Linked DNA regions of Homo sapiens: all the other regions are linked to region 4. A link is a contact called in ENCODE Hi-C data. All regions are on one chromosome and are shown on one strand. The core of a region is the stretch at or near the end of the contact, and the rest is flanking DNA. Distances in the headings are between cores, read along the strand shown. Region 1 holds the start of ZNF530 (zinc finger protein 530). Region 2 holds the start of ZNF550 (zinc finger protein 550). Region 3 holds the start of ZNF549 (zinc finger protein 549). Region 4 holds the start of ZNF264 (zinc finger protein 264).

Evidence for each region. A loop is a pair of places that touch in the nucleus more often than their neighbours do. Pooled maps may share reads with other maps.
Region 1: a pooled map shows a loop between it and region 4 (5-fold over the local background). The contact joins the promoter of ZNF530 here to the promoter of ZNF264 in region 4. A Hi-C loop is called at or near these places in 5 of 50 pooled maps.
Region 2: a loop to region 4 is called in a pooled map, with 15 times the contacts of the local background. The contact joins the promoter of ZNF550 here to the promoter of ZNF264 in region 4. A Hi-C loop is called at or near these places in 6 of 50 pooled maps.
Region 3: a pooled map shows a loop between it and region 4 (7-fold over the local background). The contact joins the promoter of ZNF549 here to the promoter of ZNF264 in region 4. A Hi-C loop is called at or near these places in 2 of 37 single-sample maps with no recorded cell type and 8 of 50 pooled maps.

The regions. Positions count from the first base shown.
Region 1 is chr19:57,598,418-57,601,483 of GRCh38, reverse strand. It overlaps ZNF530 (zinc finger protein 530), which reads right to left and starts at 1,599. Exons shown (of 4, transcript NM_001321981.2): 1 at 1,350-1,599; 2 at 705-756. RefSeq lists enhancers at 1,132-1,251, 1,342-1,551.
Region 2 is chr19:57,558,351-57,561,388 of GRCh38, reverse strand. It overlaps ZNF550 (zinc finger protein 550), which reads left to right and starts at 1,526. Exons shown (of 4, transcript NM_001397372.1): 1 at 1,526-1,733. The coding sequence starts at 1,707. It overlaps LOC124904781 (a long non-coding RNA gene), which reads right to left and starts at 1,447. Exons shown (of 2, transcript XR_007067357.1): 1 at 1,271-1,447. RefSeq lists enhancers at 1,165-1,274, 219-1,418, 1,905-1,954, 1,396-2,260, 2,405-2,484.
Region 3 is chr19:57,525,998-57,528,986 of GRCh38, reverse strand. It overlaps ZNF549 (zinc finger protein 549), which reads right to left and starts at 1,631. Exons shown (of 4, transcript NM_001199295.2): 1 at 1,381-1,631. The coding sequence starts at 1,413.
Region 4 is chr19:57,190,136-57,193,467 of GRCh38, reverse strand. ZNF264 (zinc finger protein 264) reads right to left here and starts at 1,968. Exons shown (of 4, transcript NM_003417.5): 1 at 1,522-1,968. The coding sequence starts at 1,554. RefSeq lists a silencer at 1,453-1,722 and enhancers at 1,893-1,952, 1,963-2,052, 2,073-2,132.

The sequences.
Region 1 (3,066 bases), core at 350-2,849, 410 kb before region 4:
AAACAATTCTACTATCTACTTGGCTCTCCCAGTAGATGGAGCTTCTATGCTTCCAGCTACTAAACTCAAAAAGCCTTGAGTCACCCCTTCTTATCTCTCAGTCCCAATACCAGAAAATCAGAGCCGACCTACAATCCAAAATTCAACCATTTCTGCCACACTGTGGCCACTACTCTGGCCCACATCATCTACACTCACCTGGACTATTGCAGTAGTCTCCTCTTTCCTCTTTGGTATTGCTACCAACTCCCTTAAACCCACAGTCTGTTGTCTGTGCTCAGCCACAGGAGCCTCATGAGGCCTGGGGAAGATCACCTCCCTCTTCTGCTCCAAATCTTCATTGCTGCCATCATCTCCAGAACAAAGACATCTGAGACAGCCATTTAGTTTCTAACTCCTGTACCTCTGCTCTCTGTTCCCATGAGAAGGAAATGAGACTTGAGGTTCTCTTAACCAGCTCAGCCTCACCTCCAAGCAGCTCCAAACACCTGTACTTATCTCTGGGACAAACTTCCACATTCATCCTATTATTTGCCAGCAACAGGCACCACCTCATATAATACTCACCCTGGACATATTTTTGTTCAGAGTCCCTAGGCTCAAGGCCTGGAAAAGCGGTAAGTAAAGAATCCCAGGTCACCACAGTCCCAATCCTAGAGATCCCATTGCTGGAATCAATGAGCTTCTGGATTTCCTCCACTTACCCTTGTAGGGTCTTCAAGTGCTTCTTACGGACCTGTAAGTACTAGTGGCAATCTGTGGGAGGAAACATGTTCTGAGAGGCAGGTGACCAAAGTGTGGCTCCATGGACTTCTGGTTCCAATGTGGAACACCAGAGCCAGGTGTCCAGGGATGACTGCTTTGTATCTGGGTGTCAGTCCTTGGTGCTGACTTTTACCAGCTTTGTGACCTCGTAAAAAGACTAGGTCCCTCCATGCCTGCTATCATCACTGCCCTTCCAGCGCGTTCCTCTGAACAGCTTTTGTGAAACTTTTAGAAGCGTGACTGGGGCCGTGCCCCTCTTCTGTCCTACGCGCTGTGGCCCTCAGTGTGCTGGTGAAACTCAGTGGGGCCAATGCAGCGCGGCGCTGCCCCACCCTCTGCTACCTGCACGCGTGAGGCCGGCCTGGGTCTCCCCAGCCTCCCGGCTCAGGCGCAGCTCCAAGCTGTTGCCCGCGCAGCCCCCTGACCGTGTCGCTCTCCCGCTCCCTGCCACACTACCAGAAACGAGATCCAGCACCAGCGCCTCACTGTGCCGGACAGTGCGGTCCGGGCTGCAGAAAACCCTTCACGCGTCCCTCAGTTTCGGGTGGGGAGGGCAGAGGAGGCCGGGAGGACGCAGCGCTCACCTGGGTCGGGGCCCTCAGTGCCGCCGCCATCGGACTCTGGGCGGAGCGGGCCGGGAGCGGTGGACGATCCGGGCGGAGACAAGAGCAAAGCTGTCACCACCGCCGGCGACCGTCAGGCCCCGGCTGTGCAGCTGAGAAAACGACTCTCCTCGCGCCTTCTCGCTGTCAGCACCTAGGTCCAGATCCGGCACCCGCGGATGGAACTGACACAAGCCAAAGTGCCCGCCACAGGGAGGACGCCGGAAGTTCCGCTCCGACAAGTTGGACAGAGCGGAAATGTCCCTCCCCTGAGCCTCATTGGCTCCACGCCAAGAACCTGGCTCACGGGCCTCTGGGTAATGTAGTTCTCACCGCTTCTTGGGCTGGCAGAGGTCGCCCTTCTCCTGGACCTCAGGGAGGAATGACCCCGTTGCTATGGAGAAAGGTGGAGGGGAAGGCTGAGAGGTGGTGTCTCCAGCCTCCTTGGACAAGGGAGGAGCTTCGCTGCTTTTTTAAGGTACCATACAGAGATTTTTGGAGGGTATTGTGTACAACTAGTCACCTAGGTAGTCAGAGTTATTCAGATACAAAATGCCTCTACCCTTGGCGAGAGCCTAGTAAACATTACCTTCTTTCTCCACACATTTATGTAAAGTAGAACGTTAGAGTCAGCTTTGTGAGTTTCATTATGCTCAGTAAGGAATAAGGGAAATAGAGTTTACATAGCGCCATGACAGGAATGATAAAACATCCGTTAGATCGCACCGAAGCTGGAGGACGAAAGAGGAATTTTGTCTCACAGAAAATGCCTCTCCTGCCTGTGTAATCGGTGAGTGTGTCTAGCCCTGTAAGGAACAGTGTTGTATTCATATAATATTTCTTCCTCCATATTCTTAGATATGCTTCTTTTAGGATTGTAGCAACTTTCTAAACAGAAGAGCCACTTAGCATATGCCATTTTAAAGTAGAACAGTGTCTGTAGTGTTCACAGTCAGAGCACTTGTGCAAAGGGGACATCAGAATACCAGAATAAAGGTTTGGGACACCTAGCTTTCATCTCTTTGATGGGAAATTTTGATCATTGATACTGTTACTGCAGGGACAGTGCTTGCATGGGGAGTTGAGATCATCTTAGAAAAACAGTTGTGAAATGAAAATTACTGAAACCTATTGTATTAGTCAGGATTCTCCAGAGAAACACAGAACCAATAGGATACATAGATGTACAAGAGGGGATTTATTATGGGACTTGGCTCATCCAGTTATGGAGGCTAAGAAGTCCCAGGATATACCTTTTGCAACCTGGTAAGACACGAAGGTGGGTGGTATCATTCAGTCTGCATCTGAAGGCCTGAAAACCAAGGGAGCCTATGGTGAAATTCCCAGTTGGAGGCTGAAGGCCTGAGAACTGGGTGAGGGTCATTCTTGTATGTTCCAGAGTCCAAAGGCCCAAGATCCAAGAACTTTAATGTTGGAAAACAGAAGGTGGATGATCCAGGGCAAGAAGAGAGTAACTTGCTCTTTCTCTGCCTTTTTGTTCTATCTTGGCTCTCAAAGCATTGGATGTTGGCCCCTAACACTGATGAGGCCAGATCTCCTTTACATTGTCTACAGACTCAACTGCTAATATCTTCCATAAACATTCTCACAGACATATCCTGTACTAAGGTTTTCCCAACTATTTGGGTAGCCCTTAATGCAGGCAAGTCGACACAAAACATTATACGTCACAACTATT
Region 2 (3,038 bases), core at 277-2,776, 370 kb before region 4:
CTTCTTTTGAGCTAGCTACAGCCTTTAACAATTGAGTAAGGTTTACTCCTGAGAACAAAATTTGGAACATGTTTGTTTCTCTCTGCCTTATTGGTTCTTTAAGGACCACTGCAACATGGTCTTGGGAATTATACTTCAAGAAGCCTATAAGGTTAAAGGGTGTTTATACTCACAGTGATATAGGAATAGCACTGGGTGGTTGCAGGAGGATGGAAAAATTCGAACAACAAATAAAAACAAGAACTAGGCAAAGAAACCATAGGATAACAGAAAACCCAAAATAAGAGAAAGAATGGCCAAAATCCCAGTCAGGATGACATGTCCATGACTCTTCTGGGCAAAGCCAAATAAGAGAGAAAGGGGGCAGTAACCAGGTGGGTCCCTGAATTTCCCTCCTTTTCCAGAATACCTAATAATTATTCCACTCTCTAATTAAAGAAACACCCACAAAATAGGAATGCTGTGTGGTCACAGGAGAAGGGGGAAAACATCAAGCTGTTAAAATTAGCTACTCCAACAAGAAGACTGGGCTGATGAGACCTTAACAAACAGGATTGGGGCTAGGCTGTCCCATGACGCTAGATTTGACCCATTTCCTACCCCAGACCTAATTATACACTCATTGCCACATTAAATCACACACCCACCAGTGCCAGGCCAATCCAAGCACGCCCACATTTAGTATAAAAATGGTTGGCACCCCAATTCTAAGAAATTCCCACCTTTTCCTAGAAAAACCTCATGATTATCCCACCCCCTAATTAGAAGAGCCCATAAAATTAGAAACCCAAACTCCATTGTGCATGACCCGCTCTCCCTCGTACGTCCGCATTTCCCTCTTCTCTTGGGAAAAGTACACTCTTCTCAAAAATGTGTACTTTTTCTTCCCAATAAAAGCTTCTTGCCTTTGGCTTCATTTTGACTCATCCCTGCATTCTTTCTCACGATGGTGTCACGAAGCTGGACTCCGGAAGCGGGCGGGGACTCACGGCCCCTGGAGACCTTCCTGAGCCCTGGGCAACACCAGTCCACACAGAGGAGGCAGACGTCCCACAGACGGAACCCCACGAGCATGTCCCGGGAATGGCTCCACGCGGGAAGCGGGGGTCCAGATCCACGCCAGTCCCAGGGACAGTGCCTGGCGTCAGGGTGGAGGAGGACGCAGTAACCAGGCGTAAGATTTTACTGGTACATGGGAATGTCACTGGGTCACTCAGAGGAGGCAAGCGGGGAACCTCGTGGCAGGGCCCCCTTTATCAAACTCGTTTACCTGGGTGCCTGGGCGAGTGCTCACAGCCTGCTTGTAGGGACGTTGAGGCATCCGAATAATAGGAAGTTTTAAAAATTTACAATCCAGTGTGTACACTTGCTCCGCTAAGATCATCTGAGATATACAGAAACATGGTGTGCATAATAAAAAAGGAAAAAGAGCCAAGCCTGGCCTCTTACGGGACAAGACTACATTACCTAGAAGGCAGTGGGCCGGCGCAGGAAAAGGCGTGGCAGGCGACCGCGACACAGGGGCGGGACTTCCGGCCTCGCTGGCGTGGACGTTTGTGGTGGGGCGTGTTGGTCCGCGCTCTCAGAACTGTGCTGGGAAGGATGGTAGGGCGACTGGGGCTCACCTCCGCACCGTTGTAGGACCCGGGGTAGGGTTTTGAGCCCGTGGGAGCTGCCCCACGCGGCCTCGTCCTGCCAACGGTCGGATGGCGGAGACGAAGGACGCAGCGCAGGTGAGCAGACTGGCTCGGCTCCCCGCGGCCACCCGGCCTCAGTGTCCCGGGCCCGACGAGCGGAAGGACGGCGTTTCAGGGTCGTCCTCAGTGCAGTCCCTGCCGTTGCTTCTTAGAGGCCTAGAAGGGGGTCGCGCGGTCCCGGGTCCGGAATGCAGGCCCGCGGTGGCGTGGGGAGCGTCCCCGTTTCTGGGGTGCGCGGCGTTGTGGTATGAAATAGGGCTTTTAGGGTCCCGGAACCCCTCACAGGTGAGAGGAGCGACCGCAGTCCTCCTCGTGGCTCTTCCAACCATGTCCTTTCTCGGGCCTGCGACCTTGAACAAGTCCCGTTACTGTCCTCGTCCTTCATTTTTGCGCGCGCAAAGTAGAAATATTTACTCTTCCCCCCCCCGGGGTTGAGGAAGCTTGAACGGCTCCCTGGGTGATGTGTGTGTGTCCGTCTCAGTGCACAGCACGGTCCGGGGACGTCGCTCAGGATGTTGTTTCCGGAGCTGCTCCCTGGGCCTGTGCTAGGTTTGGAGACTCAACCCCAGCAGGAGTCTGACCCTCTGGCCTCCTTGGCCTCCTGTCTCTACAACACGAAGGGCAGCGGCTGAAAGAGGTGGGAGGAGCGTTTCTGCGGTTGCTGCTATGCCAGGGCAGAAAAGGTGGTAGGGCAGGCTGAGGAATTTGTCTTTCAGTTTAGGGCAAGGGACGCTGGGTTGCAACTAACAGTATATTTTCCTGTTTAAGACATTTAGTTACAGGTGAAAAACGAGTCCATTAAAATGTTCAGTGGCGATGGTATGCAGGATGTAGTGTCCCTTTGGAGATAACACATGAGGCCCAGGGTTACTCTCTAGCAGTCACTCTGATTACTTTCATGATAGCCCAGATTACTGTCAGCTCCTGTCGTAGTTGTTAATTTCTCATCCACCTCTCCCTCCTTTGCTTTATTTCTGACTCCCTCTGGTGTCCGCTGCTTAAAGAGGTCTCGTCTGTTGCACCGTTTAAAGCTGACCAGAGTCTCTTTGGTCTCCTTGCTCTGTTTTCTTGTCATCTGAATCTTTAAGGCCATCTGACATTGCCTTACTCATTTATTTAGTTGCCTGTTTAGGATCTTTTTCCAACCCTGGAATGTGAGTGCCTGTTGCTTCCCTCTCCCAAGACCCAGAACAGCCAGGCTTAAGTACATTTATTGTACTTAATAAATGGTTGATGATTGAATAGGCCTCTCTTATAGGGACTCTCATCACATTTCCAATAAATCCACCCCCTCCTACCAGCATGGTCTGCAAGGCTGTACTTGGTTTGCCCTTTTGACCG
Region 3 (2,989 bases), core at 382-2,881, 340 kb before region 4:
TCAACACTGTTGTTATGCGGTCCATGACTTATCACAAGACACTTTTCACTGAGGAAATTACAACGATTTTAGGAATTCTGTGCCAGGAAAGCATGACAAAAAACAAACATTTATTTTTTATTAGAGCACAGAGTTATAGTGACATTTTATTCGGTTAACTAATTGCTTGCATAAATTTAATTTGTTAAATCTATACAGTCTAAACTTGTATTTTCCTGGGAGAGCTGCTCTTGCTGGGCTTGGGCTTCTCTGCTAGTCTGGCTGACCTTTCTCTGGCTCCACATAGAGTGAACAGTTCGCCAAGTCTTCTGAATGGTGACTCTACACAGTGTCCCACCCTCAAATCCATCCTATGCAGTGTGTATTCCTTACACATTCCCTTTGGAAGTACCCCCGGAACCCCATGGCCCTCCTATCTGCAGGCAGCTTCGCCAAGGCCGACCCACACTTTCCCAGCCTCCAGCCTCAGCCCTCCCTCTCTTCATCTCAAAGTAAAACCTTAAGATTTCCCGTCTAAATTTAAGGCTTGGCTTGAGTCTACGCCCCAGCCTGTCTCCATTTACACATCACTGAGTCAGTCCCCTCCCATGAATTTTCTACTTATGATTCCAACTGCCCATGTAACAACTTCACTCTGTGGCAATTTAGAAACACCACGTCCAAAATTCAACTCCTACTATTTCCCTGAAACCTGCTCCCTCACCAGATTTCTTTGTCAACTCTTCCAGATGTTCAGGTAAAAGAAAAACTTGGGATCATACTTCACTCCCACTTTTGCTCATAGGCACAAATGATGGAGCAGAAAATCCTGCTGGCTTTACCTTTAAGATCTACCAAGATTCTTATTACTTAGGTCCCTTCAGCAACCCGTCTGGTCCAGAATCCACCATAATCCTCCTGGAGCCTACTACAGCAGTCTCCTCACCAGTATCCCTGCGTCCACCCCCATCACTCCGTAACAGTCTGTTTTCTCCACTCATTGCCTTTGAAATATTTTTTCAGACCCTCACTCAGATCGTGTTCTCCTTTAGTTCACAACCCTCCATGGCTCCCAAAGACTCAGAATTAAAAACCCCGGTTGCTCAGGCTGCCATGGCAGCCGTGCCTTCTTCTCCTCATTCTCTCTGCTCCCTGCAGACACAGGTCCGCCCCCAAGTTTCCGAATGCTCGCGACCCCGGCGCACCTCCCAGGCTCTGCGCGTGCAGCCCCCACGGTACGCAACGCTCTCCCTTCTTCACCTCACCGCCCGTCAGCTCTGAGGACCCCACCCAGAACTCCTCGCTGTCCTGGAGAAGAGGCCTGAACTGCAGAGACCCACGCAGGTGACCCCAGTCCGGGGCCTCAGGACCCAGGTGAGGATCCGAGGACTCCGCTCTCACCTGCGGCGTAATCACTAGCGCTGCCTCGGCCATGGGACTTTAGGCGGGGCGGGGCCTGGAAAGGCGGGCGGTAAAGCCCGGGATCCGGCGTGCGTGCGGTGGCAAATCGCTGGGCGACGCTCAGACCGAGACCAGGCAAGCTCCTCTGCGGGCGGACACCACCTCCACCGGTTTCCGGCTCCAGTTACCTGGCCCGGACCCAGCGAGCCGGAAACGCCCAGCCCGCGGACGCGCTCGCAGGCAGCAAAAACGACCACCACCGGAAAGACGCCGGAAGATTCTGGCGTATTGCGCACTTACGGAGGTGCCCCTTTCCTGGGCAATGATTGGTCTAAGGCCCCGGCACGCTCGGCGCACAGTATTCTGGGTGGTGTAGTTCCTACCACGCCGCAGTCCGCCGCGCTGTGAGGACTCAATCCAAGAAAGAGAGGACAAAGGAAAAAACCCATCAAACTAGGGTCAGCAAAGCCTATTACATACACAGGATAAAAGAATACGATTTGATCTTCATTTCTCAACACAAAAGTTGACATATATTGCATACAATACATTAAAAATGTTGACAATTGAGAATTGACGCGACCCTTAATTTTTTTCTTTTTTTTAATGTAGAAACTATAACCAAAAATAAAATTCAAAGGCCTCCCAACTATCTGAATGGACCCCCTCCTCTCAGCATTATAGAGTTAACCTGAAAATCTAGTTCAGGCCATTATGGAAGAAGGGGTTGGACATGCCTCATTCTACCCCTACAGCAATAACATCAGCATAGACCTTAAGTCTGATAAGAAACATTTACAATCTATTTCTCTGAAACTTGCTACCTGCAGGCTTCATCTGTATGATAAAACCTGGGTCTCCAACCAAGGTGATCACTAACAGTGGGGTCAGCATCCCCTTATCCCACACGTTTGTGTTTATTCTGTTTTTTTGCCCTCAAGTGTTAGTGACTTAAATTACATAATGTATCTATTATCATAAGTGGAACTGAAATGAGATTGCAGAAACATTATATCTTCTTTTTCTTTTCTTTTTTTCCTTTTTTTTTTTTGACAGAGTCTCACTCTGTCGCCCAGACTGGAGTACAGTGGTGCAATCTCTGCTCACTGTAACCTCCACCTCCCAGGTTCAAGCGATTCTCCTGCCTCAGCCTCCCGAGTAGCCGGGACTACAGGCATGCGCCACCACCCCCGGATAATTTTTGTATTTTTAGTAGAGACAGGGTTTCACCATGTTGGCCAGGCTGGTCTAGAACCGGCCTCAAGTGATTCGCCTGCCTTAAAGTGCTGGGATTACAAGCATGAGCCACCATGCCTGGCTTTTTTCCCCCATATTTAGCAATTAGCTTTTGTTGCTATCCATTGTCTTCATTTCTCTTTAGTTTTTAATTGTTTATAATTTTGACATTTTATAATTACTTAAGAAAGGTTAGAAAAATTACCATTTAGATTGGAGTCATATTAAATAAGACACCTATATTGTAAAAATATCTTTATGAATGTAATCTTTGGCTATAGTGTTGTAACCGAGCGAGTTATAGAGAAATGCCACACTCTGAGACTAATTCTGGAGTCCTTTTATTGCCAGCGACCGAGAGACAGCTAGAGCT
Region 4 (3,332 bases), core at 719-3,218:
GAAGTTCCTAGCTCCAAACACTTGAAACTGACACTTGACAGCTCTTACCTCAAAGACAGCATTTCATTTCTCTGAGCCTTGATTTCTGGATCAATACAATAACACTTCCCACCAGTAACAGTTGTTAAATTTAAAGTATTCAATGCTCAGTGTGCTCTGGGATTTTTATTAATCCTTTCACAGTCCCTGCAGTCAACACCATCATCACCTTCACAGTCAATGACTTCATGCTAAGGAAGCGCTATCAATTCACCCAGTCACACATCTCACCACCATAGATAGGATCTAAACATGGGGTTACTATGATTCACGGTCTAACAGTGTAACTCCAACACTCCCCCAACATCAAAGCAAATCTAATGCGATGAAGTTATAAGCATTTCCACTCATTTCTAACATTAAGTCTATTTCAATTAGCCCTGAAAAACGTATCTGTGGGCCGGGCATGGTGGCTCATGCATGTAATCCCAGCACTTTGGGAGGTCGAGGTGGGCGGATCGCTTGAGGCCAGGAGTTGAAGACCAGCCTGGCAAATATGGTGAAACCCAGTCTCTACTAAAATACAAAAATCAGTCAGGTGTGGTAGTGCATGCCTGTAATCCCAACTACTCGGCAGGCTGGGGCAGGAGAATTGCTTGAACCTGGGAGGCAGAGACTGCAGTGAGCTGAGAGTGCACCACTGTACTCCAGCCTGGGCGACAGAGTGAGACCCTGTCTCAAAACAAAAAAAAGTATGTGAACACGGGCACAAAAAGCTCAGCATTCCTCACTGACCCCACAGAGCGGCACTGGAAGGGCTGCATCTACTTGGGGAACGACAGGCTCCAGACCAGCTTCCCATGCCCTCTGGGATCTCCCTGGGTCTCCCAGATCCCCCAAGGAAATTCCACAATGAACCAACCATCGGCCTCTTTCCTTACTGGGTTCCGACAGAACTTGTCTCTGACGCCAGGATACTTTGGGGCCACGGAACACGAGCGGCCAAGGATAATGCAGGCTGTAGCGATGAGAGTAAGGGCATCTGACTGGCCACAATGTCTGCAGTAGTTGCGGATGGCTAGAACATCCAGGAAAAGACCACACACTGTTGCCCTCCACGTCTCAGCGGCCGCAGGAAAACCATGGCAACCTTACACACCCTCCTGAGCCTCCTTAAACATACAACATACCTTGTCTCTGCTCGCGCATTTGTCGGCTTGCTACTGCCCTGCCCTCCCCTTCCCCCCTCAGGCCCCCAATTCATGCTGGAATGAGACCTGGTCCACCAGAGAATGCTTGCAGGCCAAGGATGATGGGAGTCCCCAGAGGAAGCATCATTCACTCAACAACCTACGGAGCTCCTTCCAGTAGGCCCAACACTCCTTACGGCCAGGTATAAATTAAGTGGCAAACCAGCTCCACACACCAAAGCGAACGACGACTGCGAAGACAAATCCAGGGGATACCTGGGCTCCCACCCACTTCGGAAACCGCCTCAGCGCTGGCAAGGAAGCGGCAACCGCGAAGCCACCGTCCACTCACCTGGGCCCGGTCCGTCAGCACCGCTGCCGCCATCACGTCACCCCCTGGGCCGCAGAGCTGGGACAGAGGAGCCCCGGGCGGCCTGACGGACCCCACCTGTGCCCGACCCTGGCCGGTTGCCCGGGGCTTCCAGGCGCGCTCGGGGCCGCCGCCTCCTCGGTGGCAACGGCGTTCCAGACGCAGGGCCGCCGCCTCCTCGGTGGCAACCGCGTTCCAGACCCAGGGCGCCGCCCCTGGAGACCGCGGGGCTGAAGGGCGGGGGAGGAGAGACCGCAGCTTGACGGCGACCCAGGAACAAACCCACGGAAGGGGTCAGGCTCGTACAAAGGTGCGGCGGGGATTCCTATCCTACTCCCCTGCTCGGTCCTGACTAGGGACCTGCAAAGCGGCCCCGACCGGGGCCCTCAGTGGCTACAGACCTCTCCAGACAGAAGTGCAGAAGAAAATGGCGTCCGCAGCGAGCAACCCGGAAGTCCCGCCCCCACCGGCGTGAGCCGTCGGAAACGTCCCCGTCCTAGGCCGTCGTTGGCCCAGCTCCCGCCGTACGCATAATGCACAGCCTTCTAAGTAGTGTAGTTTTCCTCATGTGTTCAACAACGGGAGGAACGCTTCACGGCGCAAGTTTTCCTCCCAGGGAAAGGCACTCCAGGACCCGAGGAGACGCTCCAGACCCACCTCTTTACGGTGGGCACAACTCGAGGGGAAGGATGGAGGGAGGGAACCGAGGGGCAAGGGTTACATTGCATTCTTCTCTCGGGAAAATCGGAGCTCGGGAGACAGGGACTTTCCTTCAGGTCAGGGCACAGGCAAAGGCGCAGAACTGGGTCCTCAGCTCGCCTGGCGACTGACCCCCTTTCACATCCCTCCTCCCCGGATCATCATCTTGGAAGACACAAAAAAGCCGAATGATCATCTGGAAGCCCTGCCCCGACACGTTGTGTGCGCAAACTGCCCTCTTTTGAGCCTTCTTTGGACCAGCACAGCCTCTACGTGATGCAGGGAGTCATGTATTTGGCCCAGACCACACAAAAAGTGGATTTGCCCACTTCTGAGGTGGGGAGGCTGCAAGTGGAGGAGGTTCGGAGGCTCAGGATGGTTAGTTTGAAATGTCTACAGAACCACAAAGTATCTCTGTCACAGGCAATTCGACTTACGACTGAATGTTGGAAGAAGGTTTGAGCATGAATATATGAATTTAGGAGTTACCTTACACTGTTATTTCAAGTCATGATATTGAGTGAGACCATCAAGGCAATGCATGTAGATGGAGAAGAAAATACACAGAGCATGAGCCGGGGACCAAGTCTACATCATTAAATGGTTGATGACAATATTACCAGAAAGGCCAGGTCCTTGCATCTAGATCCTGCTGCTTGCTGCACAGAAGGCCAGTCAGCAAGACAATGAGTATTGTCAGGGATGAAGGCTTTATTCGGTGCTGCAGCTGAGGAAAATGGGAGATCAATCTCAAATCTCTTTCCTCAACTGACTAAAACTAGGGGTTTATACATCAGGGAAGAAGTGTAACTATGTTTGAGAAAACAGGAATTAGGAAGGGGTAAGGAAGAGGAATGGGTCAACAGGCAGCAGATGGTCAGTTAGGCAATCATCATGGGTAAGGGGTATAGCATCTCGTTTTTCCAGATGTGGTAATCCAGTAAGTTTCAGTTTCTTTATACTATCTGGGAGGCCTGATGCTTGGTTTCCTGAGAAAGGAAATCAGATAAGACAAATAAAAGTGTCTCGAGTTTTAGGAAGGGGAGGCTCAATGTCTATAATGTGTTGATTCAAAAGAAACCATAAATATCAGT